Regions from separate parts of the Homo sapiens genome. Here regions 2, 3, 4 and 5 are each linked to region 1. Evidence: chromatin loops called from intact Hi-C (ENCODE). Cell type or tissue: endothelial cell of umbilical vein. All regions are shown on one strand. Each heading gives the region's core, and the rest is flanking DNA. Links, peaks and the distances in the headings are about the cores only. Region 1 overlaps LOC107984626 (a long non-coding RNA gene). Region 2 overlaps LOC105370346 (a long non-coding RNA gene). Region 3 overlaps EFNB2 (ephrin B2). Region 4 has its middle 260 kb from the start of LINC00460. Region 5 has its middle 270 kb from the start of LINC00460.

Region 1 (6,395 bases), core at 993-5,992:
GTATTAATGTGTGTTGTTTGGTACAATTGATGAGCCAATAGTGATACATTATTATTAGCTAAAATATGTGGTTTACATTAGTGGTCTTGCTTTGTGGCTTTGCAGTGTACATTCCATGGTTTTGACAAATATATAATGTCATGTATCTACCAGTACAGTATTATAGAGAATAGTTTCACTTTCCTAAAAAGTCCCCTCTACTTCACCCATTCTTTCCTTATCCTATCTTTCTGAGCCCTGGGAAAATGATTTTTTTTTAACTGTCTCAATAGTTTTTTGCTTTTTCCAGAATATCATGTAGTTGGGATCATATACAATATGTAGACTTTTCAGATTTGCTTCTTTTGCTCAGCAATATGCATTCAAAGTATCTCCATGTCTTTGCATGGCTTGACAGCTCATTTATTCTTATTGTTGAATATTATTCCATTGTATGGATGTACTACAGCTTGCTTATTCATTCCGCTACTGCATGGCATCTTGGCCGCTTCCACTTTTGGCAATTATAAATAGAACTGTTAAAAACATTCATGTTCAGGTTTTGTGTGGACATAAGTTCAACTCATTTGGGTCAATACTAAGGCTCACAATTACTGGTTCTTACGGTAAGAGTATGCTTTGTTTTGTAAGAAACCACCAAACTATCTTCCAAAGTGGCTGTTAATTTTTTTGTGACTTTTTCATCAGTGTAGTTGTAAGCCCTGGTCTCGGTCTTTTTTAGTCGTCAGGTGCTTGTAACATTTATGAGTGTTCTGTTAGTTCTCTTATGTACACAGGTTGTGTATCCCTTATCCAAAAGGCATCAGAAGTGTTTCAGAATTTGGAATTTTTGGACTTTTAGAATATTTACATTATACTTAGCTGATCAACCCTACTCTGAAAATCTGAAATCTAAAATATTCTAGTGAGCTTTTCCTTTGAGTATTGGTGCTCAGAAAATTTTGAATTTTGAAGCATTTTGGATTTCAAATTTTGGAATTAGGGATACTCAACCTGTATCTTGCTTTGTTAAAAAGAGAGATTAGAAAAAAGAGAGAGAAATAGGAGATCTTAAAGAATATACATGTAATATATATATGAATATATATAATGCATAATATATATAATATATGCATCTTCTAAAAATAAGAACTAATTTAAGATGAGCAAAACTCAAACACAAGAATTAAAATTCCATGCATAATTTTTTATTTTAAATAAATGTAAATTTAAATAAACACTTTGATTTTTTAGACATTGTTTCAAAAGTGCTTTCCAGATTGCTGGTAAGCACTTTCTATTTGTATTTTTTTCTTTTTTTTTTTCTTGCTTTACATGCTTGGTTAAGGAAAGACCATGACAGCAAATTTTTCTAGTTCTTTGTGTTTCACATGATTGTCAAAACTAAGCCCATTGGTTTACAATTTGGCTGCTAAAACTGTGTCTAGACTTTAGGACTCCAGTTTCATTTTTTTGGTACTTTATCAATTAAACTCCCTCACTTTCCAAAAAGGAAGCTATCAAAGGTATGTATATAGTTTGTTGAATGCCCTATTCCTGATCAGAGGGAAGTTCCATTTCAGTCTGATAAAGTGTTATCTGGCAGAGAAAAACAGAACAACCAAGAAATTTGAGTGATGAGATTAGCTGCATGGCTGAGGAGATTGCTAATGATTTGCTAAGTCTCTGAACACTGTTTAGTGATGCTGTTCATCTCTCCTTGATCAGCGGTAGTGATTTCTGCTCTGCTTACGTGGGACCCTACAAACACTGGGTGGGCCAGTGGACGCCAGGAGTCTGCGATTAATCGACTGTGATCACCAGGGAAAAGGGAAACTTTTTCACTTTCTGGTGATGCATTAACTTGGGAAAAGTTTTCTGGATTTAAAGGTTGCTTTTTGCTAGAAACAGTTAACACATCTAGAGAAAAATGAGACATCTAATTTTTTCAAGCAAAGTTCAGGCCTGATGACAACATATAAATAACATACAACTATTTGTTCAATCCAGAAAAAATAACAAGAAATCTACTAATGTGATATCGTCAGGTCTCAATGAGCTAAATCAGTGAAAGGCCAGAAAAGGGGAAACAACAGGATCATAGGATTCGAGTGCTTGAAGAATCCGAGTCCAAAAGACAAAGAGATACAACCATGAGGTTTGTGGTGAGCTAGGAAAAGCAGTTGCAGAATGACTTTGACATTTGGAAAATGGAGCCTGATGACTTCCTCTATCTATTGTTTAATCTTTTGTTCTAAAAATTCAGAAATAATGCGTATTGCATATCTTTTGGGATGTAAGTGAAGATGGCTCTGAGTTTCCCAGGTGAGAAGCTGCCAGGGAGGTCTCAGCTCAATGGCGAGAGAACCCCCTCTCCACCCATTTACTTGCCATAATTGATCCCATTTTTCAGTCTTGTGAATCAGAGAGTGTGACTAAAATGGTTTCATGGGCACCCTATTGATTCTGTGTAAGAATCCATGATTATTTTCTAAAAAGTATATTTTAAAGCATGTCAGGGAACAGAATTGCCTGATTGTTTTCCCAGAAGGCTGAGACTGAAACCCCCTGGTACGGTGACAGCGTTTTGGTATTTTTCACTTCTGTTTCAGGGAGGCAAATGCATACGTTTTGATCAAATGTCAAATGTAGTTGGTAAATCTCACTTCTAAGAAGCCTCCCTTTATGTACTTTTCAGGCAGCCTGTAGGGTGGGGCATGGAGGTGACCAAGCACTGTTTGTTCAAGGTAGCACCTCTAGTAGGAGCTCATTAAGTCAGGGCTCACACACCGATCATAGGAAGGGAGCGTTGCCCAGCTTCCACTGCCTTTGATACAGATTTTGCCACAATTGTTCCAGTTATTGCCTGAGAGAGCTCATTTCCATATGTATAGAAAACCAATATACTTTCTCCTGCCTGTTAAACTGTCACCTAATGTATTTTTAGAAATATATAATCTAAAAAAGACAGAGGATGAGGCAGAAAGTTCTACAGTAGCAACATTTGAACATCCTCTACCACTTGAAGATGTTAATTAAAAAGTATCTTATTCTACTTGTTTTAATTGCCAAGCAACACAATTTTTTTTTCCTGACAAAAATTGACTTTAAACGAACTGTTTTTGTGTATAATCTGTTTTGTCTTCTGCTAGGTATGTGTCTAATGAAGACATCAGCCTCCGTTCTGTGTAGGTTTAAGGAATGCCCCCTCCTCTCTGTGCAATCATTTGTAGTGTCAGTATCTTTCTCTACTTCCAATAGCGTCAGGGATGCTGAATGGAGATGCATGTGGTTGTCAGAGAAACACAAGGAACATATTATTAGATCTTTCATAATTAGGCATTGCAGATATGTGCCAAAGATTTAGAGCTTAATCAAAAAGTTCTTATCACATGGGCTTCTGCTGGCAACGAATTGGAAAGCCAACAAAGGCAACCCTGATGCTTGCTTTGCACGATAACAAAGGGAAGACAAAGGCAGACCGATTCTGCCTCAGGTTTTATTGCACGCTGTATTTTTTTTTTTTTAAATCATATGAGTCAGGCAATGGTGGGGGAAAGGGGGTTAAAAAGCCCAGCTTCCCCGTGAAGCTCAGAGCCCCTCTTGATCCTGATGGTTTCCTTGTGTCTGAGTCATTTCACCGTGCAGGTGCTGACTAAGACTGAAGGCTGTGGGAACCTGGGTTAATGGGTCTAGCAAACCCTTTCCAGGTAGCGCCTGGGCTCCCCGGGGAGCGCTCCCGGTCCCTTCCTGTGCCACATCATCCCCACCTCGCCGGGAATTTAAGAGAGGAGCTCTCCAGCCCTTAGATAAACCTGGCCGTGTACATTGGCAGCCAGGACCGGGGGCTGCGGGAAAAAACGAGCGCGCCGCGCTGATGGCTGTTTTGACAAACTGTCGTGTGTTTTCTCTGTCTGAGTATCTGGCAGCGCAGGTGAAACATTGTGCCGCTGGTATCTTGGCTCGCCACTCGCTCTCAGGCTCTGCGGGGAGTGTCGGGCCATCCCTGCAAATGTTCCGGGCAAAGCTGTGAAAACAAACGAGGCAGATTAGTTGGACAGGCTCACCAGCTTTTGAGTGTTAACTGCCCTGGCTGCCCCTGCTTCTCAACCCTTTCCCATTCTTTTATTGAGCCGTGCACTTATCAATTAACACAATGGTTTCTGAGGTATTTTTTTTTCTTCTTCTTCTTGTAGTTACACCGTAGGAAGCAGGATCTCTCATCTTTGGACCTGAAATGGTGCTGATTCTCAGATTTTAATCTTCAAGCACAATATATGACATATTCTTTTAAAAAAAAATAAAGGCAATTTTCCTTATTATTTTAGAAAGCATGGCATGTTTGCCGTAGAGATATTAGCGAATGCAGAGAAACAGCAGGGATAGTTTTGAAGTATATATATTCCATGCCTGGGTTATGTCCCATGATCTATGCTACAGTATTTAAACTAAAATGCTTCTGACTTAGTCTCTGGCAGATAAGGACCATCAATTTCTTTTTTAAAAAGTATAGTTTAGTATGTGTAAATATCCCCGAAGTTCCAAGCATTTGGGAAGAGCCTTCAAACTGTGATAACTTTTTAAAAAAATCTTTGGTTTGAAGTAAGAGCCAAACTGGGATAAAGAGAACTTGAGCGTCCCTTTTGAGGTGAAATCAGAGTGAATTAAAAAGAGTGATTACACCCTTCTTTAATCAAAAGCTCCAGAGATGATGTTTCTTTTTTAAAAGAAACATCAAGGAATGGGCTTTGAAAATGACTTTCATATTTTCTTGTGCATTTCAGAGCTAGAGCACATTTTAAGAGTTGTCATTTGTTCTTAAATATCAGACTCTAGTATCAGCCTTTTGTCTGCGCCTGTCCTTCAGTTCATCAGAAAGATTGAGCTTGCCCTTGCTTTTTTGTGAACAAGAAGAAGCTGTCAAATGACTAATGCTCTTGGAATCTCACTGAGGCGTTTATTCTGCCTCTGTTGCTATGAGCCCTATGGTCTCTTTTGTGGCAGTAACAATATAGGTAACCTATCTAAAGTATGGATCTGGCAAAAAGGGACTTAGTCATAGCATAATGATTTTGCTTAAAAAAATAATCGTAAAATGACTACCTATACCACTAAACAGGTCTGCCATATACCCTTGGGTAAGTTGTGCACTGTACAACGCTAAGATCCATTCTTATTTTAATCTGTGTGAACAAGTTTAATAACAACAGTATCTGTATGCTTGTAATTAGTCCTGTGGACTAATTACTTGATATAGTGTTAAGGCAGTGAAAGAAAGACACTCAAATTCACACAGCAAGTGTTTATCCAAATATTTCACAATTACTAGAGGGAAATAAAACTCCTTTAGGGAACTTTAAAAATAAGAATGACTTACTTGAAATTACTTAATTAATTGACATTAACAGTATTACATGTTGAAATTCTTCACATGATTCAAAAATAAATAATCCAAAAAGAAAGGTATCATCAGTTCTTAAAATGTTTAGCTTGGTAAATAGCTCTTAAAAATAAACATCTCCTGTCTATTTCCAAGAAATTGATTGGCTTAACTTTTCACAGATATCAAGTCTGGTGCTCTAATTTGATGAATAATAGAGAAAGCAATAAAAAATGTATTTTTGTCAGAAACTAAACGTGCGCTTGTTTCTTACTCTGAGACATAAAAATTAATAGAAGCCAGAATCAATCAGTAGTGCCAGATTTATCTTATTATTGTTTTCTAGGCTCTTATTTTGCTCATTTGTGCCCATTCCAATGAGAAAATAATGCAATGACACTATTAATTTTACCTGACAAGCTCTGTTACAACTGCAGTGTTGGCATTTGTGGGAAGTGGGACTGGATTTTTTTTTCTAGAGTAAGAGTTCTTAAAGACTAAAAACCATATTCCTCTTTGATTCTTTACTACTATAGATTATTGAAAAGCCTTAAATAATTAATTTTAGAAAGAATACTTGAGATTCAGACTAAAATTTTTCATGTCCTAGGGAACTACAAGGACTTTGAAATTAAAATAAAATATGACCCTTTTATTTCTTATTTGATATTATGCTGTTTATTTATTGACCAACTTTTAAGTTTAAGCATTTTAAATATAAAGTTAATATTCTCCACTTCTGAATTTTTAAATAAATTGTGCAAACTCCTGTACAGTTGTCAAAAGACATTTGATGTTAGACTTGCTAAGATGAAGATTAACATTTTTTAAAAATTAGGTAAGAAAAAAACTAAATTTGAACCAAATCTGCTATCAATATGGTTTCAATGAAACTGACCTATTTCATCCTTTTATCAAACTCTGTGTTATTTTTTACAATTTTGATTTTGCTTCAGCTCACTCTTTCACTACTTGTATGTGAGATTTAATTGCCTTTCAACAAAAGACATAAAACAACAACTTATTAAATCTGGGT
Region 2 (6,395 bases), core at 604-5,603, 120 kb before region 1:
CCACCATGCTCAGCTAATAATTTTACTTTTTTAATGATTCGTTCAAATTATGTCTCGAAATGTTTGCACACATCAAAATCAAAACCTCACAAATTCAACAAATATGCAATGAGCTGTGACTATGCCGGCTCCTAAGCCAGGAGCATGAAAAATACAAGAATGAAGATGGCTTAGTCAATCACAAAGTGGTTTTCACGTCTCAGAGGAGGTAGGCAAGGATCCCCATAATTAGAACCCAGGGAGGGTGACGTGGGGCCTCCACTGGGCTGGCACTCCTGGGATAACATCCACCAGCTTCTAACAAGTTGCCAGGTTGGTGAAAGTCTCTACCCTAGAAGAAACACCAGTGCAGGTCCCCTCAGGAGGGGCGATCGGAGGGAGGGAGGGAGGACAAGGAAGGCTTGCTGTAGCTCCTCTGTGATTAGCATCACAGGTGAGTCATGCCGAGGAGGGAGGGGGCTCCATTTCTGGGGTCTGTGCTTAACTCATGCCATGAAGATAATATGCTTTTTTTTCCCTCTCACTGTGAAAGAAGCTCACAGCTGGCATTGTGCTGCAGAGGCCAAGTGGTATGATACCTCAGCTCAGATAAGGATAAGGAACCAGTTACACGTTCGCCGGGAGGGTCAGTTAACTCAGCAAGTGCCCAAACTCTCACAACCCTGCCTGGCTGGGGACAGTGTTTGTCAAATCCTTTAGACTGCAACCCAGCTAGGTTACACGGTTACCTAGCATGCACCCACGTGCACACACACACACACACACACACCACACACACACCACACCACACACACACACCACACAACTAAAGCAAAACTTCATGAAAAATTTACTATTATCATACATGATGTAATCTGATGTTTTGTATATATTTTTGTTCCCTTCCAGTTTTAAAAACAACCTGCCTCATTACATTTATTTCACTACTTTCCTCAATTTCCAATAGGTCAAAATCCATAGTGTGAATGAATAACACTGGCAGTGGAATTTTAAGATCCTCAAAAGGAGTTCAGTGTACTATGGGTGTTAAAGCCATTGACGCAGTTCACAAGCGAGAAGACATTCTTGCATCCGCAGGGTTATAGTTCTTAAAATCTTGCCTCAGAATGAGTTCAAGTTTCTAAGTCTGTGCCTCAGTTTCCTCATCTGCAGAATGGAGAAACTAGCAGTATCAATCTCCTCGTGCTGTCATGATGGTTATATGGTTGCATATAAGTAAAGTGCTTAAAACAGCACTGTCTGAAATAAGATTGTTTGCTTTTGTTGCATTTGTTATTGTTGATGCATTTACATACAGCAGATTCAGTGAATGGTAAAGATAGTTTTTTTTTTTTTAACAATTATTTAATTTTAAAAAAGTCATAACCAAGGATGATAGCATTTGCTTCCTCTCACTTCTCCTTTCAGGGTAGCGCATCAAAATTGCAATTCCAGGCCAGGCGTGAGCCACCGTAATCCCAGCACTTTGGGAGGCCGAGGCAGGCAGATCTCCCGAGGTCACGAGTTGGAGATCAGTCTGGCCAACATGGTAAAACCCCATCTCTACTAAAAATACAAAAATTAGCCAGGTGCAGTGGCAGGTGCCTGTAATCCCAGCTACTCCGGAGGCTGAGGCAGGAGAATTGCTTGCCCCCGGGAGGTGGAGGTTGCAGTGAGCCGAGATCATGCCACTGCACTCCAGCCTGGAAGAAAAGACCGAGACTCCGTCTCAAAACAAAAAAAAAAAAAAAAAAAGAAAAAAAATTGCAATGCCAATGCATAAGAGCAAATTAGCAGCCCCCATAGGGTTTGTCTTAATAATAATTACTGAGTTACAACTGACAACAGTTCCAAATAATTTATTATGGGTACAATATGCCAATAAAAAGAATATTGGCAAACATTTATAGAAACTACAATTTCCATTTCTGCCGTGAAGACCTTCCCAAAGGCTCTGGCCGGCTCTGTTCTGTTGAACTGGACTTCTAGCAGCGGGCGTGGGAAACTCACTCCAGGACGGCGCAGCTTCTCTCAGCCCTGATGGGGAGACGGGGTCTGGGCCTGCGCTTCAACTGCAGCCCCGCAGGATTCACGACTGCCTAGGGCTGCTGGAGGACCAGGTGGGTTAGCCCACCCCAAACCTGTGTCCCAGTGCCTGAGGCTGTGAATGCAAACTTGCCCAAGAGGTTTCCTGGGAAAGGATTGTCGGAAAACCAGACAGAGACAAGGCTTATCAGCCTGACTCAATGCCAAATGCCAGGGTCAGCAGGGACACCTGATGCACGAGGGCACACACACTGCTGGCCACTCCGCCCTCAGCTCTGGCCTGGCCCTCAGCCCTCACATGCTGCCGTCAGAGGCCTGAGCAAGGTACTGAAATGGAGGAAATGTACACATTGAAGAGCAGTCTCACTGCCATCTCTGCTGTGCGGTGAGAGCACACGACTTCAATTCAGAAAACATTTCAGCGTGCTGCCACAAGCCGGGCCTGTGTCCCACCAGCTCCCTTCAAAAAGCACGGCTCAGCCCAGCTTTCCATGCTGGGGGCTGACTTCAGGCCACAGCCACAGTGCCATGGCCCTTGGTAGGCATGTCACTAGGGTGGGGACTTCAGAGGACACTGGGTCACTCCTTACGGACCGGAAGCTGGATAACACCCAGTTAGCTGGAGCAGCAGAGGAGGAAAATGGTGACCACCTCCTTGTAGTCAAGAGGAATTTGTTGAACACACGTAAGACCTTCCTAGAGAACTTTTACACTGATTAAGGGGAATTTAAAGGTGCTTAAAAGGGAGGTAGACGGGCTAGGGAAATTCCAGTCATGAGTGTAAACAGGAGCCTGTTCTACCCACAGCTTAGGAGGACCTGGGAAATGTGAGCCACCTTTACCATCACACATGGCAGGGTTTGGAACCTGGAACCCCTGATGGCTTTGTGGATATTATTCAGAGATTTGCAAACCCAGACAGATTAAAAAAAAAAAAAGAAGCAAAACTACACACAAAAGCAAGAACAAAAGTAAAAAGACTGCGTCATTATTTCTTCCAACCTCTAATTGAGATTTAGCATTTTCTTCCTTTGGGAACATAAGCACTTTCATATTCAGCCACTGCATCTGTATTTCCTCTCACAGCTTCTTTTGCAGGAATGACTTCATTCTACCACCCTTTGCTGCCATATCAGGACGTCGGGAAGCAAAGAGACGTGTCGGCTTGATCAGCACACAGGTCATTCCTAGAGAGATCAGCTCAGTCACCGAGCAGGCAGGAACAGGCACTCTGGAGGGGAGAGGCAGGCCCAGGAGGATGAGTCAAGGCAGGGATTGAAACTGCAGGATGAGGGAGTCAGCGCCTGGGAACCCACAGGGCGGAGTTAGATAAGAAGAAATGCCCGCGGAATCTGCAGTTTAAATGGAGCCTGGGGTTTGTAAAGAGGAGTCAGGCGTTCTTTACCTTGTCAGTTCCGACTGCTTTGTGCACAGCTGACTCAGAGACCGGGTGGGGCTGCCCTCTTAGGTGAAACCAGACCGATTAGAAAGTCGGCTGGGCCCTGCAGATCCTGCCGGCCACACCCTCCCAGCATTAAGGGTATGCCTCATCTGTGAAACCAACTCTCCCCCGTGAAGGAGAAGTGACATGTCCATTTTAAAGAAAATCACTTCATGGTTGAGGAGGCATGATTTTTGCATGCAACAGAGGCAGTGTAGAAGAAGTTCTTAATCAACCTTTGTGCCAAGAAGCTCTTTAGCAGTCTGATGAAGCCCGTGGGCCCCTTCTAAGAATAATATTTTTAAACCCATAACATAAATACATCGGGCACCAAGGAAACCAGTTATATTGAAACAGCTATCAAAGGAAACCAAATATCTTGAAATACAGTTATCAAAATATTGAAGTAATTGTGATCTAGTACTACGTGTGCCTCTTGATTAACTCTTTAAGTAACAAGATCTAGTATAATTCAGAAGTACATTGTACTAACGGCAATGACATTTTAAGGCATTTGCCAAAACTGCAAGGTGTTGTGGGGACACTCGCATTTTCTGTTGGTGACCAAGGGGCATTTCATGTTATACCTTTATAGAAAGAACAACGTAGTTCCCTGTGTCTTGTGGAATAGTGTGATGATTACAGGGGGAGTTCCACTAGAAAGCAGCATTCATTGATGTTGCTGATGGACTTACGGGAGTCAAACATTCCATTTTTCAAATTAAGAGCTGTGATACTGGCTGGGACTGGTGGCTCATGCCTGTAATCCCAGCACTTTGGGAGGCCAAGGTGGATCACTTGAGGTCAGGAGTTCAAGACCAGCCTGGTCAACCTGGTGAAACTCCATCTCTACTAAAAATACAGAAATTAGCTGGGCGTGGTGGTGGGCGCCTGTAATCCTGGCTACTCAGGAGGCTGAGGCAGGAGAATTGCTTGAACCTGGGAGACGGAGTTTGCAGTGAGCCGAGATCATGCCACTGCACCATTGCACTCCAGCCTGGGTGACAGAGCAAGACTCCACCTAAAAAAAAAAAAAAAAAAAGAGCTGTGATATTAAAAATGGCTTGGATGCACTGTTTTGGCTCAGAGAAGGGGCTTTGGAGTCAGGCCGACTGCTGTCATCCTAGCTCTTCCCTCTGCCCCCTCTGTGACCAGAGCTAAGTTCCTTTACTTCCATGAGCCTCAGTTTTCTCTTCAGTGGTAAGAGCACCGCTCACAGAGCTGTCGTGAGGCACACATGAGACCATGCTCCGAGGTGCTTGGCACATGCTGAGTACTCAATATGTCTCAGCTGTTGTATTTTGTGTTATTTAGATGCAACATACACAGGCTTCAATGAGCAAGAGGAATCCAATGGGATCCTAATCTGCTTAAAACACTCGTGTGGGCGTTTCCACAAATGGACCTAACCACACTCTCCCTTACTGTCCCTAGCAGGGGCATCAGTTAGGGTGAGCACAGGCCTTAGGAAACAGGAGATACAGGTCAAGAAGGAACAGAGAGCAGGAAAGGATCCTCACTAAATATCGGAGACCCTGTCGGGGCTGGCTTGGCTGTGAATCCCAGGAGAGGTGAATCATTTGGGGTCAGAGCACAAGGCGAAATGGAGGAGACACTGCAGCCAGCACTGGCATCACTGGAAGAGAAGTTTTATTTTTCAGTAAAAATATTTTCTCTAGAATTAGGAAACAGGATGCTGGTAAGGATAATGCACTAATTATTTCTTTTCTTTTTCGCTTTAATATATTCAAAGCAAAAAGTGCTTCAGAGTTTCTTCAAATAAGAAAAAGTTGGGCATGAAGTGTAGGGAATAAACCATCCCCACTCTCTGGGTGGCCAAGGTGGGAGGATCACCTGAGGTCAGGAGTTTGAGACCAGCCTGGCCAACATGGTGAAACCCTATCTCTACTAAAAACACAAAACTTAGCCAGGCATTGTGGCACGCGCCTGTCGTCCCAGCTATTTGGGAGGCCGAGGTAAGAGAATTGCTCGAACCTGGGAAGCGGAAGTTGCAGTGAGCCGAGATTGCGCTACTGCACTCCAGCCTGGGCGAGAGTGAGATCTTGACTCAAAAAAACAAAACAAACAACAAACAAAAAACAAAACAAAACAAAACAAAAAAGCGGAGTAAGGAATAAACCAAATAGGTGCCCCCTGCATTTCAGCGCTTTTGCTTTCTCATGCTTATGAGATTAAATCATCTAAAAACAAGTAGTGTTAACGGGGGTAACACAGCATGGGGATTTTCTGTTTCTTTTTATTGCTGCTATTGTAGTCAATAAGATTTTATTTAGACCCGAATAAAGCACCTAGTAATTCTGGAGGCCTGGTATAAAAGACACTTTTCAAAATTGAACTTCCTCTTCCCCCTGGAACCTTCTCCTTGGAATTTCCCTGTTTCTCCCAAGGCCCAGCTATGATCTCCCCGCTCTTCCCTTCAAGTGATCAAAACAAAACTAGATGTCAAACCAACCAACAAACCGAAATTTATTTTTGGCGTGCTCAGGGTTTCCAAAACAGAAGAGAAATCCCTGTTTGTTCATAGACTCTGCTGCTCCTGTCTTCACTTACCAAGAGAAACAGGCTGGAGAGTGCGCCTTCACCTTCAAAAGCAACACTGCTCTTGGCATCTTTTGCTTTTCGCTTTGTATTCTTCAGACTGTTAGCAAAATGGAGAGCTGAGGAACCAAGGCCTGGCTTTGATCGCTGTCAGAGTCGACACAGGACAAGCCCTCGCCCTGCCCCCTAGCAGCTCCTTATCACTCCCAATTATTAGCCCGTCACCTCCCCTCTCCCCGGGTGCCGTGTGTCTGCAGGAGTCACTGGGAGAGGTAATGGAGGCTTTCACCAGCTCTGTGTGCGCAACGCCAGGGCCGGCTTCCATGCTGTTATGAACAGTAGCAGTTGCTATCAAGGTGATTTCTCGACA
Region 3 (6,395 bases), core at 715-5,714, 150 kb before region 1:
TTTCTATCTCTGAATGATTAAATGTGATTTCATTTATGTAGCAATACTATGATTGTGGCTGCATTAGATCACGCTGATAGAAAGATACAAAGAAAAACTAAGTATAATGAACTAACAATTTATTTTCACTCTTTCTCTAAGTTAAAAATTCCCAGTACATTCAAATGAACAATGAAAATAATTGCAGAATTGTCTCCTGAAATGGAAATAGATTTTTTTTCCCAAGCATTAGCAATTTCTTGTTATTTTTCAAAATCAGCCACTAAGCCTTTCAGAGCTTCTTGGTGACTATTGCAGGAGAAATCAGAATATTAATCTTGTGGTTTTATTTCAGAGTTCGCTGCCAGGAAGGAGGTATAATTGGGATAGGAGACTTTTTTTTTTTAGCTGTGTCACTGTTCAAGGAGGGGGGTTTGGAACCTCAGCATAAGAATTACACTCTGTGATGAGGATGTAGCAGGGGAGAAGAAAGGTGATTTTCACTATGGGAAGCTATACTTACATCAAGTATAAAATAGACTGAAGTCATTTTGAATTACGTTATACTTGTAAAGTTTACCTCCTGGAGTTTCAGTTAGTACCAGTGTACTAACTGGGTTAAAACAGTTCATGGCACCTTAGATCATTTCTAACTCATGGCAAAAATCTTTCCTGGTGGAACGTGTAACTGTATTTTAAATGCCCCTTTATAAGCAACCAAGTATTTGGGATGTTATTTTGATATTAGTAGTGAATTTTTCAGTATCTTCCAGTACCCTTTGCAAGTCACAGGTTGACTTAAAAGGAAAAGAAGCAAAATGCTGAATATAGCAGAAAAACTGTCTGCATTCAGACTGTTCAGCCCACTTTTGCTCCCCACGTGGCAAGCACACTCCCCCAAACAAGCAATAGCCTGTGGCTTCAGAGGAACCTACAAAGGCAGCATCTGTAGATTTTTCCTTCTTCAACTCTAAGACTTGAATGTTTCCCTCTTCCCCACACACTTTTTTTTTAAACCAAGAAATAAAAAAGTTTTCACTCTTAAAGGTGCAAAGCAGTTTCATTCTTATGCAACACAGCCTTCCTCCTACTGTCTTATAGTCTGTGGATGTTAAATTATAGATTCCAATTGAATTTTAATACTCTAGAGATTTTACATTTGTGGTTGTCAAGACCCCGTTTTGGTAAACCTAGGGAGCTCCGCACAAAAGCATTGATATTCAGAAAAGGCACTGACCTACAAATTAAAAGAAAAAAAAATCAAATAATGTGCACCTCTTGTGCTTCCAGTTTGACAAAGCAGAAGTCATCAGCAGTTTCTCCCTCTGCAGACGCAGTTCTCAATTCTATTTACAAGTAACTGCTCTACTGTGCCTGTTTTTCTCTTGCTGATACTCATTTAATTGTTTTTCTTTTGGATCTGAATCTTTGACTGTCTTTTCCCCCTCAAGATTAAAATAAATACATCTGTATTCCTCCCCTTTCTTTCTGTGCACTGCCCTTCAGATCTCATTTTGTCATTTTTCAGCTTAGTGTTGAAACTTTTAGCAACAAAAAGTCAGTTACTTACTTTGAGTAAGTAACTCAAAGTAAGTTAACTTTGAGTTTGAGTGCACTTTTGCGTGTAGGTTCATTTATGTGCTTGTGAATTTAAAAACATTGGGATTCCACCTGAATGAAGTAAACCAAACATTTTAAACTATCAGCCAGATAGAGACATCAGCCTTTCACTTCTTTCTATATGCAGACATATCCTAATTTTTTAGAAAAATCAAATAGGAAAATTCTCAACAATTAATTGAAGATTATAGCTCTGCTCTGAAATGGTCCAGAAATAGGATCTGCTCATAGAAACTCATAGTTTGAAGCCTCTGGGAGGAAAGGATACTTTAAAATTTAGTCACATATTTGGAGGAGGGAAAAGGGAAAGAGCAGAATGAAGAACTGAAAAAAATCACACACCGGGGCCTGTCGTGAGGTGGGGGACTGGGGGAGGGATAGCATTAGGAGATATACCTAATGTAAATGACGAGTTAACAGGCGCAGCCCACCAACATGGCACACGTATACATATGTAACAAACCTGCACGTTGTGCACATGTACCCTAGAACTTAAAGTATAATAAAAAAAAATTTTAATAGCCCCATTAAATAATTAAAAAGATTTTTTTTAGATTCACAGAAGTGTACAAAATTTTTAGGTTTTTTTTTTTTTAAGCTGTCTGCTGAATAGTTTCTTAATGGTCTACAATGTTTGTATCTACAAACAGATACTGTCTGCTTCTTACTACCCTTCCAAGACAAGTATTATTATGGCAATTATTGCCCAGTTTCCCGGGAAAAATTTATCCACAGTTACAGAAGAATGAGATGCAATTGTGAGACTGTAAAGTTTAAGCAAGCACTCAGAGAAGCACAGTGATATGTATGCACAGAAGAGGCAGTCTTTGTTTTGAGGAAAACAGTGAAAGTAAAGTTAATTCAAGACCACAAAGACAAGTAAATAAGTGCCTTATTTTTGTAGTTAATATAATTTCAGTGGAATGCATATTTCTACCATAAATGCATATAGAACTTGTTTGCTGACCTACTGTTTGGAAAACAAACAATCCCATTAGAAGAATGTCTTTGGGATTTATTTTTACCAGAAAATCAATCCTTTTTTCAGTCCCTTGCAAAGTACAGTGTTACAAGCCAAGACTTTGATAATCAGGTAGAAAATGGATTTAAATTGCAGAAATGTATATGAAACACTTTTGTTCCTTGCCCCTTGAACTTTAGGGGAATGAAAATGTCTAGCACTCTCCACCTTCTTTTCTCTCCTGGAACTTGAACTGTAATTCAAAGCCTGTTTCTCATTAAAGTACCTGGCAGCCTATCTCTTTACAGCTTGAGTTACAAAGCTATTCAGAGACCTCGCTGGTCTAAAGAGACAGAACAAGGATGTGTTTAAATAGAGCATAGGCTGTTGAAAAAAAAAATGCTGAAAATGGTAAAATGATTCTGTCCTTCCTTCCACTCCTCACTGCTGAGGTGGAGAGGGAATTCAGTTGGTGAACACCAGCAAGTGGCTGGTAAAAGTCCCCACTTTCTCTCCAGGGCTGCCACAGGACCCAGAATGAGTGGTGGGCATGTGTGTGAACCCTCTATTCAGCCAGAGTTTTCCCGCAACAGGTAGTTTGGTTGAAGAGGTTGACTAAGGTTGACATTGGCAGTAATAACACGTATGTTCTTCTGATTTACAAAACGATGGAGGAAAAAGGGGAGATTTTGAAGACCTGATTTCTGGTATACTTCTTAAGCATGCATAAGGCTGAAAAAAGAAGACAAGGGTTGTGGGAGGCTCCTGGTCTAGTGTTTACAGAACTTGGATGCTTGACAAACAGAGCGTCAAGCTAATTGTTCTTGAAGCAGGAAATCTGCAGTGGAGGAAGCAGGTGTGGGGGGATGATTACCACGTTTGGAAATGGCTGCATTAACTATTTTGCTCTTCTGAGTTTGGCCCCAAAAGAGTCCATAGACTTTTTGAAGGATGCCATCCCTTTTATTTATAGACTAACATTAAATCAGTCATTTGTGAAGGAAGGAGAAAGTGCCTAAATAAATTTGGAGTCAGATAGCATACGTGCGGCAGTGTTTCCGATATCCATTTCTCTTTATTTCTTTTTCTTTTTCTTTTTGGCTTTCAGCATCCCCATACTTTCAGAAAACTTGTGACTAAGAGTGAATTCTTATTTTTCAAATTGTTTTCAGACATTTCATGTTCATGTAAACTTGGCTTATTGATTTCCTGATTTTTCTTTATTTTTTTGTTTTGTCCATTTTATTTTTAATCAGCTACATCAAATGGGTCTTTGGAGGGCCTGGATAACCAGGAGGGAGGGGTGTGCCAGACAAGAGCCATGAAGATCCTCATGAAAGTTGGACAAGGTAAAGACCATCTGCTGCTTCATGACGCCACTGTGACCTGGTGTAGCCCCCAGCTAGTATGGTGCTAATGTTGCCGATGCCCACCTTCATTCGCTCTTCTTTTTAGTTTTCAAAGCAAACCCTTCTGCACTTTGAGCCACTGACAGATTTCCTCAAGTCAATGTACTAAGCTTTTATTGGAGATCTAAGAGTTAAGATCAGCAAGGTAGAATGTCTATTGCCATAGATAGATAGATAGATAGATAGATAATAGATAGATAGATAGATAGATAGATATTTCTTTTTAAAAAGCAAAACACTTTGGTTCAAAATCAAAATATCCAGAATGAAAACTAAAAGCTTGTGCAGTTTTGCTCATTTCTGAATCTTGACTACAGAAGAGTTTTGTTCATTGTGACTTTTCCAATATAGATAACCTATTGTGCAGAAAGAAATAATTATTCTTCTAATTAAAAATTGGTATAGTAGTCAATCAACTTGCTCAGTTAAATTGAAATGTCATCTGCAATGCTTTGCCTGCCAAATGCAAGAATCCCTATAGTTTCCACAGATGGCCTCACGTTCTAAACCTCTGAAATAACTAGTATAACCATTTTGTTTTAAAAGAAAAATTATATTCTTGTATTTCACAGTACTTTGCATAAAGACTCTTATGTTCATTGCTATTCATGCCTGTTGAAATATATATGCAGCTCCTAAAGCTAGATATTGTCAGATGTCTGTGCCGTAATTAATCATTTGTTTTTCATATAGATGCAAGTTCTGCTGGATCAACCAGGAATAAAGATCCAACAAGACGTCCAGAACTAGAAGCTGGTACAAATGGAAGAAGTTCGACAACAAGTCCCTTTGTAAAACCAAATCCAGGTATAACAGCATGATCTGTGTGTATGGAGGTCTGTGGGTACCACATTCTTAGTAGTATCTTAAAAGGTAGGGCAGAGTCTAAAGACTTCTAACCAGTTAGGATTAGCTGGAAGTTACAGTGATCAGGAATCTTTGCTGTCAGTGAGTCATTATTAATTACACTCAATAAGAACAAAATAACTCATTCCAATGAAAGTCATATATTCAAAGGAGTAGAGTTCATGAGCTGTAAGTGCCAGTTATTAGAACTACTCTGTCAGGCCAAAGGTTTCATTGGCTGACATTTTATCAAGCTGGTTGTCAACTCCAGCTTAAAGCTGATGTTAATGTATATGTAATTAATGTGCTAATCCCTCATCTAATTATATCTAAGCCACAGAGGGTTTAATTGATCCTCTTCTAAATTTTAAATGGTAACATTTTTAAATATTGCATAATAGTATTTTTTCAGGTGGTTATCGTTATTTTGTTTCACATTTTCCATGTAAAAGAAAATATTAAACAGGTCCCTGACAAAAGTGTAGAATACCAGATAAAATTGTCCGTCGTTGACCTTCGTTTTCTTAACAGTCTTGGAACAAATAGTTCTGTATTTGTTACCATGCTAATGAAGGTTTTATAGAGTAGCTGTTGAGCAGACATCAGCAGTTTTGTATTAGGATTGTTGTGTGCTTGCTTGGTCGTTGTGCAAATTTATCGTCTGCAGCAATATTCCATCCCTTTCCAAGAGTCAAGGAGGGAAGTTGTTATTTCTAACTTTCAATGACAAGATGTGTCAAATTCTTGTGACAAACTGATAAATGGATAATATAATGATGCCAGGCAGTTTTTTAGTGCTTAACATTTGGGCTGGCAGTCTGTTCGGTGTGAGAGTTTCTGCTGCCTTCCAAATATATTTTAAGTGTAAATCAAATAATACAGACGAGTTACGAGCTGAACATTTTCCCAGGCCCCCTCACTCCTTCCGCGTTCCCGAGCTGTTCTGTTCTGCCAGGAGGCAGGGCTCTTCTTTAGAAGGCAGGCCCTTTGAAGGTTTGCATGAAACTCCCTTTCTCAAAGGAGGCGGAAGAGCAATACCACATAAACGCTCACCGCTGACCTGGAGAATTGGCCACTTCCCTTTTTCTTCCCTGCCGCTGCCCCAGGCTGGCTGACACGGGTTAGAAGATGAAGCAAGATCAAGGGCTGGCTGTCACCGACAGTCTGTGCTCTTGCTGGATAATGATACAAAGGAAACCCTGTGGCTTGGGAGGGTAGGGAAGTCCCTCCTAGAGATACCTCTCATTTCCTTTTGCGTTGAGCTCTTAGACGAGGTATTGGCGAGGCAAAGTCCAGCTTCTAGTTAGTAATAAGCCTGGCTTATTTTTCACATTTTTAAGGGTCATAAAAGCAGTCCGTCTGCACTGGGACAGCAGTAACTATCTCTGACCTTTTCTGTCTCCGCGTCTGCAGGTTCTAGCACAGACGGCAACAGCGCCGGACATTCGGGGAACAACATCCTCGGTTCCGAAGTGGCCTTATTTGCAGGGATTGCTTCAGGATGCATCATCTTCATCGTCATCATCATCACGCTGGTGGTCCTCTTGCTGAAGTACCGGAGGAGACACAGGAAGCACTCG
Region 4 (6,395 bases), core at 812-5,811, 230 kb after region 1:
AAGACATTTTGAAGGTAGAAATGACAGGCCTTTTACAAATTCACTGTGATGAGTGAGGAAGAGGGGACAGTCAGAAACAATGCTGATGTTTTTGGCTTAAGATGCTGAGTGGATACTGGTGTCTTCATGTGAAATAAGAAATCCATGCTGAGAAAGATGGTGAATTTAGGTTTGGGCTTGGCAGTGCTACCTGTGGGTCATCTGGTCAGGAAGAGAAGAAGTTCTGGGGAAGGGAAGGACACTGTGGTTGACCTTGAGAATGCTCAGGGTAATTGAATACATGTAAAAGGAAGGAGATTCCGTGTCAGGAATCTTAGGAACACCAAAACTCAAGGAGCAGGCAGGCCAGGCGGGGCCATGCAGGAAACTGAGGACTGATAGGAAAAAAAAAAGGCAATCGAAAAGCTGGCCAGGTGCAGTGGCACACACCTGTAATCCCTACACTTTGGGAGGCTGAGGTGGGAGGATTGCTTGAGCCCTGGAGTTTGAGACCAGCCTAGGAAACATAGTGAGAACCTGACTTTACAAAAAATAAAAATAATTGGCCAGCAGTGGTGTCATGCACTTGTGCTCCCAGCTACCTGGGAGGCTGATGTGGGAGGATTGCTTCAGCCCAGAAGGTTGAGTCTACAGTAAGCTGCGATTGCTCCACTGCACTCCGGCCCAAGTGACAGAGCAAGACCCTGTCTCAAAGAAAAAAAAAAAAAAAAAAGGAAAGAAAAAAAATAGTGTCAGGGGTTCTGGTTAAGGCAGTTTCAGGAGTGGTATTCTCATCAGTGTCAAAGAAAGATAGTAGGTAACTTTCTTAGAGCCATTGGGTTGGGCTACATAGAGGTCACTGGGAATCCCTAAAAAAAGGATGGTGGCAGGGCCTGTCAGAAGGCAGTGGGATAAGGAGACTCTTGGGAGGGTGAGGATGTGAGGCAGGGAGTGCAGCGAGCTCTTTAAGAAGCCTTGTCCTAAAATGGAGAGTGCTAGAGGGGAAAATGCTGATGTTTAAAGCTGGGATTAGAGTGGGCATGATTATCTGTTGAGCACGCAAGGCAGGTAGTGTTTTATGATTTCCTCTGAGCATTTATGGTTGCTGATATTGTTATTTTTGATAGATTATAATTGTTACCAAGACTGTATTGAACCATCAACCTCTGGTAGACACAATACCAAAAGCACGAAAGGATGTAGACTTGGTTGAAAACATTCAACATTTCAGTTTCTTTAAAACAAAAGGGACATTCCTCCCTCGGGTGTGAAAGTAGTTCATGGTTGCAGACAAGCAGCTGAGCAATGTGTGGGTGCAGTTTGTTTTGCGTGGGGGAACACAGAGAGACAAAGAGGTCAGCTCTGAATTGCACTGCAGGCGGCAAAATGGAAAGGACGTCATTTTAAAACCGGCAAATGAACAGAATGAAAAGCAGGAGCGCAGCCCAGAGAGCAACTTCCTGCCTTGGCATGCTAAAAACTTTTAATTATAAACGTTTGCTCGGCTGTGGGAATGCTGTCAGATAGGAGGTTCAGCGGAAGCATCTTCACCTTAAGTGAAAGAGAAGTGGGCTTTGCAGTCATGTGCTCAACGTGCACACGTTAAAGAGAATGTTGCGTGGTCCTCTGCAGTGTATTTTTTTGCCAACCATTCTATAAGGCTATGCTGTTCATTATGTTCATTAGATCCGTTAATATTCTTCTACTGATTTTTCAGATTCTAGTTAATAATGCAATGTTCTTCCTAACCCAGTAACTTTTCAGACTTAACAGAAGCCATTGACGAGTTTGACACATAAAAATCAGCAAAAATGTTGATTGAAACTTAAATATGTTCATTAGAATATGGAATAAAAAAGAGGAGAAGCAATCAGACATGATAACATGAATGCACACATACTTTTTATTTGTATTTTTACTTGCATGATTTAATTAAAAGCCTTTAAAGCAAGCATCTATGGACTATTCAGATCTATACTCATTAAAAGTGTCCAGAGAATCAGCATTCATTTGCTGAGTGAGATTTAAATACTCCAAAGAAGAGAGTTAAGTCCAGGTTCTGGGGATGGATTTGGAAGCAGACTCAGAGTAATTCTTGCCCTGTTACTTATATTCTCTCTCTTAATTAGTTTATGGCTAAAATGGGCAAACCGCTACCTGCTTTACAAGGATGGTACAAAATGTAAATCAAAATGAATATTTGTGTGTTTCTTCTGAAGTGAGGGATGAAGTTTGCTTTTTTGTAAAGTATCGTTGCAGAAACACACTACAGAGACTGTTTCTTCATATCAATAGAGTTTAGGAATGTTGCTGGTGATTCATCATCCCACTAAGTTGGAAAATAATTATCTTTAAAAGTCTGGTTACAGACTTAAAGAAATGACTATTTAGACATATTGAATATAATTATTTCATTACATACAGTATCTTTTTAAAATTAGTTTGAGCCATCTGAAATTGTCATTTTCATAGGTCCAAAAAGTCAAATATTGGCAATTTCAGATGGTTCAACCTAATACAAAAGCTACATTCACCTAAGAAACAAACTACATTTCAAATCATAACATGCAAACAGAAGTGGCGGGTTTATGTGCATTCTCCTGCAAGGGATTGGCTTGAATTAGCTTTCTCTCAACATGGAGCTAAGGATTTTTCCTGTTGCTTTAAAATGCTTGACAGAATTTGTGTTAAATTATTGTGCAATCCCTTCATAAATTGGGAAGCGGTGCGGAATTTTTTCAGGTGGAGCTATAGGTAGATCTGGTGAACATATTTCGAATATACCAGCAAAGCTGGTTGAGTTAGTTGAGTTAGTTGAAACCCATGGTGATATTTATTTGTAAGTTGGAAATGGCTCTTAGAATGATGCCCATTTACAAAAAACAAAAACAAAAACAAACAAACAAAAAAGTGTTTGAAAAGCCTTATCTAAAGAGACACTGTCTCCTTTCAGAAATACTATTATCTTTTATTCATTAAATAGAACAAATCAAGTTCCAAATGCCATATTGAAATTGCTGTGCTTTTGTTGTTTTTTATTACAAGAATAAAAGGGTCTAGCCTCTCTTTCTCTTTTCCTTAGAGTGTTGTTTTATAAAGGAAGTCAGGCATTATTTTGTTTATAATTAAAGACTATGTACTAAAGCACAATTTGAATAAGCAACTTTAATTAATCAAGGGAAAAAAACCAACAACCTTCTACACCCATATTTCGGTTTCTAAGAATGAGTAAAAAGGGTTTTCTTTTTTCCCCTTTGAGGTTAGAAGCAGGTCAGGTCAGTAATTGGAGCTGGCTAGTCATCAGCTGGTTTGACCTGCTAGGCTAAAATTTTCTTTACTACAGGAAAGTGTAATCAGAAAACCAGATGTATCCTCATCCTGAGACTGGAACATAATGAAAAGCAGACAGTCCATTTATTTTCTCCAAGCCTTTCAGATTTTCATTCAGCCATTTGGGGCTTGACTTTGCACTGGACTGAGGAACTACAGTGGGAGGCATTATTTAACTGGATCACAATCCAGAGATGTCCAAATTGAGATTCAAATGCTTGCATTGTCTTGGATCTCCTATTTCCTTCAAAAGTTGATTGCTATTATGTGTTTTTGCCTGAAAACAAAGAATGAGCTACAGATTTCAAGTAAATAGCTAGGAGACTGTTCATTACAGGCTTATCCTGGTTATAAGAGCATTCTCCTGATTGTGTACCTGGGATTAAATGAGGAACAGAACAGCATACCCTTCTGAAGGTGGAGGAAGGGTTACATACAGTTTAAACAGGCATATTCCATATAACTCTTATTTTTATAACATAAACTACCTTATTCTGTATTCAACCCTGTAAATGTATTTGCCCTACTTTCATCCTAAAGCTTCTCAGGTGCTCCCTAGCCCCATTCCATTATTGAAATTCATACACATATCCCAGTTTTCATTAAAAAAGAAGTCACCTATGAACATACATGTGCATGTATCTTTGTAATAGAATGATTTATATTCCTTTGGGTACATACCCAGTAATGAGATTGCTGAGTCAAATGGTATTTCTGGTTCTAGATTTTAGAGGAAACACCACGCCATCTTCCACAATGGATGAACTAATTAACATTCCTACCAACAGTATAAAAATGTTTCTATTTCTTCACAACCTTGTCAGCGTCTGTTGTTTCTTGAGTTTTTAATAATTGCCATTCTGACTGGCATGAGATGGTATCTCATTTTGGTTTTGATTTGCATTTCTCTAATGACCAGTAATGTTGAGCTTTTTTTTTTTATATGTTTGTTGGTCGTGTGAATGTCTTCTTTTGAGAAGTGTCTGTTCATGTCCTTTGCCCACTTTTTAATGGGGTTGTTTGTGGTACATATGCATGATGGAATACTATGCAGCCATAAAAAGGAATGAGATCATGTCCTTTGCAGGGACATGGATGGAGCCAGAAGCCATTATCCTTAGCAAACTAAAGCAGGAACAGAAAACCAAACACTGTATGTTCTCACTTATAAGTGGGAGCTGAACAATGAGAACACATGGACACAGGTAGGGGAAAAATGCACACTGGGGCTTGTCGGGGGTAGGGTGTGGGGAGGGAGAGCATTAGGAAAAATAGGTAATGCATGCTGGGCTTAATACCTAGGTGATGGGTTGATAGGTGCAGCAAACCACCATAGCACACGTTTACCTAAGTAAAAAACCTCCACATCCTGCACGTGTACCGGAACTTAAAATATAAATAAAAATGTAAAAAGAGAAGTCACCTAAAAAGTAGTGGTTTTTAAACCCAATTTTTGTAGACATAATTGTGTAGATTATGATACTGTTGGAATGCTTTGAAGACAGGCTTGGACTGGTTTTGGACATTAAGTGGTCAAAGGCTCTCTAACTATAATAGTGACAAAATATTTATTGGAAACATAGATGAATAAAGAAAAAAATTCAATTAACAAAACTATTAGTCTTCTGATAGATGTTTTTAAGGACTGCAATTAAGGAGGAATCTTCACCACAAACTGCAGAAAAGACTGTTTAGACTTCTGAAGGGCCCTACCATGTAGAATAAAAGGGTCAATACTGTTCTTTTACCTCTTCTATGTAGTTTTCAAAGAAGTTAGGTCAGGAAATGATCTGGAAGAATCAAGATGCTTACGTACTTTATATACATATGAGTCAAAACTGGAATTATGCCTAGGGTACAGAAAAGAAACATTGCATTCTTTAGCTTCTGATTTTAATTCAGTGAAGGTGTTGAAGGAAATAAGGAATGTCTGGTAGAATATATTATTTTATGTGGCTTGGATATAGTTTAAAAGAATCAGGAGAGGGAGATGAGCTATAACAATCCAAATTAGGGATCCATAAAAATAGTTGTGGAAGACATGTATTTTCTGAATCATCCCAGTCAGACATTGCAAACCCTTAGTTATTGGAATGCTTTAAGCACGACAGATGAGTTTATTATTTGTACATACAGTAGATATGTGATCCTGAAAAGGTTGGTATAATTTATCTCACCTTTTCAAATGTCTAGTCCCAGGAATTGTTCCAGGAAATATAGAAAAGAAAAAACTGAGAAGGAGAGTTTAAAAACCTCCATTCTTATGTCCTATCTTGAGCCAAAAGGGTAGGTGCTTTTCCCAGATCCAAGATTGGAGAGGGAGATCTCCTCTCTGGCTGAAGTTATCTTCTTGGGATCATTTCAAATGTTAGTCACAAAATAAAATATTTTGTGCTGGATTTCATTGTAACAGTGTAGAATTTTATTCTATGAAGTTATTCTACTGTGAGAAAAAAATGGAAGTACTTTGGATCTGTGCTCCCTGTGTGACGTTTGGAACGAACGAAAGGAGAGAAGAAATGAGAGAGCCTGGCTGATAGATTTTTGGTGATGTCCATTCTTCTTCCTTCCTCCTGAGTGAATGCAGCATCTCCCACAGATACCCACTCTCCCAATCTGACGTTTCTCTTCTCAGCTTCCCTTCGTCTTTTGTTCTCTTTGATTTTTCTGTTTTCTCTTTTGAAATTCTCCCACCCCTGCCCCAATTTTTCCAAGGTTTAAAACCACTGACAGGTGGGAAGGAATGGGTAAGATTTCAGTAGCTGTGATTGGGAATCCCTTATGAACTTAAGAACTGCACGAGTAAATATGGTATGTCCCAGACAGACATTGAACTTAATATGTTTGGGCCTATCCTAAGGAATTAAAAAAGGAAGTCGACTATTTGCTAGAAGAGATTTCTCTATACTTTCTTTTTAAAAAAAATTTTATAATATATTTTATTGAAACCAATATATCTAAAATATTGTTATCATTCTATACTTTCTTACTTGAAACAGTGATTTGACTGCAGGTCATTTTGTTTTTTTGTCTTGTCAAAAGTATGTTAAGAAAAGGAGAGAAATGCAAGGATAGGAAAATAGCAA
Region 5 (6,395 bases), core at 606-5,605, 240 kb after region 1:
AGAGCAGATGAGGGACTCGAGTTTTGGAAAGAACCAGGGACTAGGATCCAGCACACCAGGCTTTCAGCCTGGACTCCTGCACTTTACAATTTTGCAAAGTTAAGAGACACAGCAAGACATCCCCACATTCTCTTAGGAAGGAAATAAGCTTGCCTATTGCAGGTTCAGCTGCAACATCAACACCTAAAGCAGCAAGTACAGATGTGCAAAACGACCCTCTAACAGACCCACAGGGCTTGTGAGACTGCAGTGCAGCTTACATTCATTTCCATATCTGGAGAAAAACAAAATGTTTCCATTAGGCACCCAGTGTCTGCAATGGACATGAAGAAGAGTCTCACAGGCATGTGTTGCTACCATCCCTCTAGAGAAGAGAGGCACACTGGCCGAGGGACTCCTGAGCACCTGGCTCCCTTGGTAAGAACCTCTCAAGTGCAATGGCAATGGGCGGAGCTTCGCCAAATAATCTCCTAGTAGCAGAAGCTGTCCCTTCCGTGAGATGCGCAGCTCAGCACACCTTTGCCTGATGCCATTTAAATACCCAGTACTCTCACCCCTTGGTGATTAGTCTGTGCTCACAAGAAGATTCTGATTGTGGATCGGCTTCCCCTGGGAAGGTCTGTGAATTTAAAGTGTTTTGGTTCCTGCCACAGTAAATTCTCATAGTTAATGAATAAGTTGGCTTGGTATACAGGGAGAAAGAGCTGCACACACTACTTTGAATATCAGGTCCTTATGCAGTCAATCTTTGGGGTATCTCAACAAAGAGGCTCCTGACGGTGATTCGATTTGTCCAATGGCTTAACCTTCGGGACAGAATGTCTTGGTCTTGCTAATTGAGGCTGTGTGACAGCTTTATTTCTCTGAACTTATTACACTGGCATTCTTGCTTTACACTTTAGTCTAATGAGCTCAGAAAATGTGCCTCTGCCCCTGAGTAGCAGCTTGTAAAGTGGGGCCAGCCCTGGGACCCTGGCAAATCCTTCAGCTCTGTAATGCTGCACGGGGCCTTGGGGAGCTGGGCTGCTGGCCTGAGTCTTCGCGGCAATAACCACGCATCACTGTGAGGTGGTGGCCCAGCATTTAGTTTTCACTTTTACTAGCTATTGTTATAGCACAAATTGCTTACCCTCCCTGGGAGGCTCAGATAATGGGTCTGATGTTCGTTTTGACATGGAATTTAATAAACTTCCTAATCTAATGCAGGGTTTTGTTAAAAATAATCTCAAGGGAGAAAATGCCCATATTTAATAGACTAAACTTTTCTTCCAGCATGTGACTTGTATTTGCAGACTCTTGTTTGCCTGTGAGTTCACTGCAATCGTTTCTTCGGCATCCACCAGAGCATTGCCTTTGCCCTCCGTGTTCCCCAAATCTCCATTTCTCTGTCTCCCTCGCTTCTCCCCATCAGGGCAGGCTTCGTGAGAAGGTGACTCCTCCAGGCACGTGGGGCCCCTACTCCCAGAATGACCTGGTGCTTCCCTAACCCTCTATTGTCACTGTCTAGGGCTGCTAATAAATGGCCAATTTATTAGCTGACGACTCCAAAATCTATATTCTGATTCCAAAAGTCACTGCTAAACTCCGGGTGGAGTCGAGATAATTGTCTCCAAGCCATCGCTATCTTGATGGTAGCATTTCTCAGCTGAAAGATATTTTCCAAGTCAGTTAAAGGAGCCCTCACTTATTCAGCATTCAAACCAGAAACCTTGGGTGCTCTCTTGCTCCTTCCTTTCTGGCAAGGCATTTAGTCCCTTATTCAAACCATTCAGCCTCCTAAGGCACCATTTCTTCTGTGAATATGTAGCACTTCCACCTGGCCTGTTCTCTGTTGTCACTTACTCCTGCTGTTTCCATCCATCCGTGTTCCCAACCTCACTACTACATCCCTCTCCTGTTTAAAATGCACCAGGAAGAAGTCCATGCTTTCTATGGCATACAGATGTCCATGTGGGCCCCTCGCTTGGAATTCTGGCCTAATCCCTTCACATGGGTCTCCCAGCTCAAGCATTACCAAACTAATGGTAAATGTTCTAAAAGGTTCATGCTACCAGGGCCTTGAGGCTTTTCAAACGTTGCTCCTAAAGTCTGGGATCTCTAACTTCCTATCAACTGCATGGCACTGTTCTATGTTACTCTAGACCTGGGAGCCCAATCTTTTGGCTCCCCTGGGCCATATTGTAAGAAGAAAAATTGTCTTGGGACACACATAAAATCCACTGACACTAACAATAGTAAGTGAACTAAAAGAAAAAAAAAATCTCATAATGTTTTAAGGAAGTTTACAGATTTGTGTTGGGCCACATTCAAAGCCACCCTGGGCCGCATGTGACCTGCAGGACACGGGTTGGGCACACTTGCCCTAGACAGAGTCTAAATGTGGCTCCCTGCAAAGACTTCTCTGACCTTTGCAGGTGGTGTGCTTCCACCTCTGTGCTCATAGCTATGAACATAGGTTCATAATTTTATTAGAGAACTTCTGTCATTATACTGAAATTTTGCTCATGTGTCTTCTCCCCTAGGAAGAGATATCTTTGAAGGTGGAGAGTTAGCTTGATTTATTCCTCTTCTCAAGTGCCAACCCACTGAAGGTGCTTGAGAAATGTTTATGGGCTGAAGGGAGAACCGGTGTTATGAACTGAATGTTTGTGCTCACCCTCTACAAAAGAATGTATATGCTGAAGCCCTAATCACCAATGTGACTGGATTTGAGGTTAGGACCTCAGGAGGTGATTAAGGTAAGATGAAGTCATAGGGTGATGTGCTAATGTGTTAGGATTAGTGCTCTTATAAAGAGAAATAACAGAGTGCTCTCTCTCTCTCTCTCTCTCTCTCTCTGTCTCTCTCTTTCTCTGTCTTTGCCAAGTGGCTATCCACCAGCCAGGAAGAGGGCCCTCATCAGGATGTGAATAAGGTTGCCCAAGACCTTGATCTTGGACTTCTCATCCTCCAGAACTGTGAGAAATATATTTCTGTTTTCTAAGCCACCCATACATGGTATTTTGTTATGATACACCAAGGTAATTAAGACAAGGTGGTTATGAATATACATGCCATTATACTGGGAACAGCTTGTATTGTGGGTGAACCAATTGCATTTTAATCTTAGACTAGGTGAATTGCTCACTGTGCCTCAGTGTTCTCTTCTTTACAATGGGTATAATAACAAAACCCACATCAAAGGATTGTAGTGAGGATGAAGTAAAATAGTATGGGTAAAATTGCTTAGAACAATGGCTGGTACTTAGTAAGCATGCCATAAATATCAGCTATCATTATTATGACCTATAGATATTCCTACAGAAAACTAGAATACAATCATTTAATGCAAGAAAAGCCATTTAAGAATGGCAATGCATTTATTCTTCCTTCCCTGACTTATTCAACAGATATCTGTTGACACACACTACATGCTGTGCACTGTTTTCGCTGCTGGATACAGAGCAGAGAACAAGCCCAACAGAGCCGTGTCCCATGGGCAGAGGCTTATACTTTAGTGGAGCAACAAGCAATATGAAAACCTAAGTACAATAAGAAAAAGGGGTAAAAAGTGTCAGCTGGAGGGTCACATTCTTTTCTGGTCCTGGTAGGACAGGTCTGTTGTGAGGAGGGAGCCCATGGGAATGGCAGCTGCTCCACAGGGGAGGTTGGCACACTGCTCCAAGGATACTGATGAATTCTAAAGTATTAAAAGTGAGTCAGAAAGAAAGGGGAACAAGACAAACAAAAGCCCCAAACAGTCATGGGCTTGGTATGTGTTTCTGTCCCAGTGAGGGCCTGACTGAGTAGATAAAGCTCCATAAAACGGGGAAGGATCTTTGTCCTTTTTCCTCTCTGAATCCCCAGTACCTAAAAGTGTATGTGCAACACAGTGGCTGCTCAATTAAAACTTGTTGCCTGAATGAATGGAAGATGGAGCTTTGAAAGTTTCCAAAGAATTTGGAATTTTTCCTTAGAGCAATTAGTGCCACTACAATCTTTTGAATAGTAGAGGGACAGAACAGACAGGGTTTTAATTAGACTAACGCCAAGAGGTGTGAAGAATGGACTCACCAGGGGCAGAGAGACCAAGGGTATGGAAGCTGTTACAGTCATTCTTGTGCAAGGAGATAGGACGTGGATTGGGGTGGAGGCAGGAGAATGAAGGGGAAGGGCTGGGCGGAAGGTACGTCGTAAAAGGGTTCGTGCCTGTGGTCTGATTGCACCAGGCTGACCAGGAAAGCCAAGTTTAAAATAGCAGCAAAGCTGAAGACAGGCAAAGTCAACACATGGGCTGAGGGAGAGGCCATGGAGGTATTCTGGTGAAAGGTGGGAAGCAGATCCGTACCCGTGATAACACCGCACCTCTTGGTTGTTCCGTTGGAGGTGATGAGTTGGGTTGATGACGGGTACCTGGCGGGATGCTCAGGTGGTGCACACCAGTGAGGCTGTGCTGGTAGTTTAAGGGGAGGCTGTGCTTTTTGCTGTGGTCGCTGCTCTGATTGGGGATGCCCCTGCCCTTGCAGGGAGTACAAAGTTTTGATGCTATCCCTGACTATACCCACGTCTTCCCTTTCCTTCAGCCATGCTCAAAGTACACATATCACTGTCTCCAGTCTGACAGGTGTTAATTATGATTTGTGCTGAGAAGAAAGCAACAGAATATGCCTCTACTGATACGTACCAAATATATCTATCTCACCGGGTACTGACATGCACTGGATGAGAAAAAGTTTCTCAGATTGGGAATGGTTGGAAAGTAAAAGTATAAAGAATAGGCATCTTGAAGATACACTACTGTAAAGCCATTTGGACACAGAATGGCTGGAAAGAACCTAAAGAAGAAAACAACATATAAAAGGCAGAGAGCTAATATTTGTTTTATTCAGAGTCTGGCTCCAAGAGAGAATGCAAACGAATGTGAGAGGGTGTTTAATCTGCTCATATCATCAGACCCATAGGATCATTCGTAGTTACACCTGCTAATGATACACATCTGCCTAAGAAAACCATGTTTTTAAAAATAGACAGTGGTATAGTGCCTGGTGTGTACATATATTTTGCATCATCTTGAGAATATCTGAAAATTTTCTATTGAATGCATGCAGAGGAGGTCATGCATTCATTTATTATTTCAACAAATATTTGGTACCTCCTCTGAGTGAGGTGATGTGTCAGGCCCTGGGAAGACATTACAGGCAAAACACAGTTTCTGCTTCATCGAACCGATAGTTGAGTGAGACAGAAGTCACAGCCCAAGGGAGCATGATGTTTCTTTGAAGTATGAATTTGCTTTTATAAATTCATATGAATACGAAGTATATCTGTGTTTGCTCTAAAATGCATTGCTTTAAAATAATGTATACTCCGTGCAAATCTCCATTCAAAAACTCACGTTGTACCAGAAGAAAGAGCAATATATTTTCTATGAGCTAATTTAAATGGTATTTTGGGACCCCTTCCTGCATAGCTGGCTGATATGGTCTGGTTCTGTGTCCTCACCCAAATCTCATCTTGAATTGTAATCCAAATTGTAATCCCCATGTGTTGGGGGAGGAACCTTGTGAGAGGCGATGAGATTGTGGGGGCAGTCACCTCATGCTTTTCTTGTGATAGTGAGCGTGTTCTCGTGAGATCTGATGGTTTTATAAGACGGTTTCCCTTTTTTGCGTGGCACTTGTCATTCCTGCCACCGTGTGAAGAAGAACGTGTTTGCTTCCCCTTCTGCCATGATTGTAAGTTTCCTGAGGCCTCCCCAGCCATGCTGAACTGCGAATCAATTAAACCTCTTTCCTTTATAAATTACCCAGTCTCGATAAATTCTTTACAGCAGTATAAGAACAGACTAATACCCTTGCAGGACCATTTGACCTCAGTGTATCTTGACTTTCCCCTTCCCTCCTCTGAGACCTGTGTTCAGGGGGTCTGAGGAAGGTCAAGACCTTGGAAGTGTGAAGCCCTGTTCAAATGTTTCTTCCAAGACAGCTGTCTCAAGCTCACTGTGCCCACAGGACAGGCGCTCCTGACTCTGGGGCTCCCCTACCACACTTGGTGCATAAGGGTCTTCTCTAGGCTGCTCATGGTTCCTCCAACTGTAACCATCCCCAATCTGAGCTCTTGCCAGCCCCAAAGATCTGCTTCTGACAAATATTCATTGCTCCAAGATCCACAGAACTCCATTCTTACCAGCGTGCCTCCAACCAGCCTTGACCATCTCTTTCTTGGCTTGAGAAAATCTTTCTCTCTTCGTGATTATTGCAAGGATATTTTGTCTGCAACAAAGGTTAGGTAATTTTAGAAACACCATACTAGGCTTTTTGCTGGGATATGACTTTATGGAGCCCTTGAGGAAACAGGCTCAGCCCATGCTACTGGCTTCAACAGAGAGAAGAAAAGGGATCTAATATGCAGGGAAA

The links. Hi-C counts contacts between places; a loop is a spot of excess contacts. Peaks named below come from ENCODE experiments on the same cell type or tissue, not always from the same donor. Only the 100,000 strongest peaks of a DNase experiment are listed, where the experiment ranks them.
Region 2: a loop joins it to region 1, with 4 times the contacts of the local background. A loop is called at or near these places in 7 of 110 quality-filtered maps.
Region 3: it touches region 1 in a loop (4-fold over the local background); 5 of 110 quality-filtered maps call a loop at or near these places.
Region 4: a loop joins it to region 1, with 4 times the contacts of the local background. A loop is called at or near these places in 2 of 110 quality-filtered maps.
Region 5: a loop joins it to region 1, with 4 times the contacts of the local background. A loop is called at or near these places in 4 of 110 quality-filtered maps.

What each region holds. Positions count from the first base shown.
Region 1 is chr13:106,346,772-106,353,166 of GRCh38, reverse strand. The region is part of intron 1 of LOC107984626 (a long non-coding RNA gene); the gene reads left to right. Among named protein-coding and RNA genes, the nearest start is that of LINC00460, 27 kb to the left of the region's middle. RefSeq lists an enhancer at 3,731-4,378. In endothelial cell of umbilical vein, for the core only: no CTCF peak of the experiment used is centred there; DNase peaks (open chromatin) are centred at 3,576, 3,996 and 4,926; H3K4me3 peaks cover 579 bases; H3K27ac peaks cover 3,074 bases.
Region 2 is chr13:106,469,224-106,475,618 of GRCh38, reverse strand. LOC105370346 (a long non-coding RNA gene) reads left to right here. Exons shown (of 2, transcript XR_002957491.2): 2 at 1,408-3,872. Among named protein-coding and RNA genes, the nearest start is that of EFNB2, 63 kb to the left of the region's middle. RefSeq lists enhancers at 1,682-2,369, 2,647-3,846 and a silencer at 3,184-3,478. In endothelial cell of umbilical vein, for the core only: no CTCF peak of the experiment used is centred there; a DNase peak (open chromatin) is centred at 3,248.
Region 3 is chr13:106,493,262-106,499,656 of GRCh38, reverse strand. It overlaps EFNB2 (ephrin B2), which reads left to right. Exons shown (of 5, transcript NM_004093.4): 3 at 3,817-3,909; 4 at 4,663-4,776; 5 at 6,229-6,395. Among named protein-coding and RNA genes, the nearest start is that of EFNB2, 39 kb to the left of the region's middle. RefSeq lists an enhancer at 5,330-6,395. In endothelial cell of umbilical vein, for the core only: no CTCF peak of the experiment used is centred there; DNase peaks (open chromatin) are centred at 2,372 and 3,426; H3K27ac peaks cover 1,683 bases.
Region 4 is chr13:106,114,126-106,120,520 of GRCh38, reverse strand. No RefSeq gene overlaps it. Among named protein-coding and RNA genes, the nearest start is that of LINC00460, 260 kb to the left of the region's middle. In endothelial cell of umbilical vein, for the core only: no CTCF peak of the experiment used is centred there; a DNase peak (open chromatin) is centred at 3,350; H3K27ac peaks cover 1,235 bases.
Region 5 is chr13:106,101,753-106,108,147 of GRCh38, reverse strand. No RefSeq gene overlaps it. Among named protein-coding and RNA genes, the nearest start is that of LINC00460, 270 kb to the left of the region's middle. In endothelial cell of umbilical vein, for the core only: no CTCF peak of the experiment used is centred there; a DNase peak (open chromatin) is centred at 3,717; H3K27ac peaks cover 1,440 bases.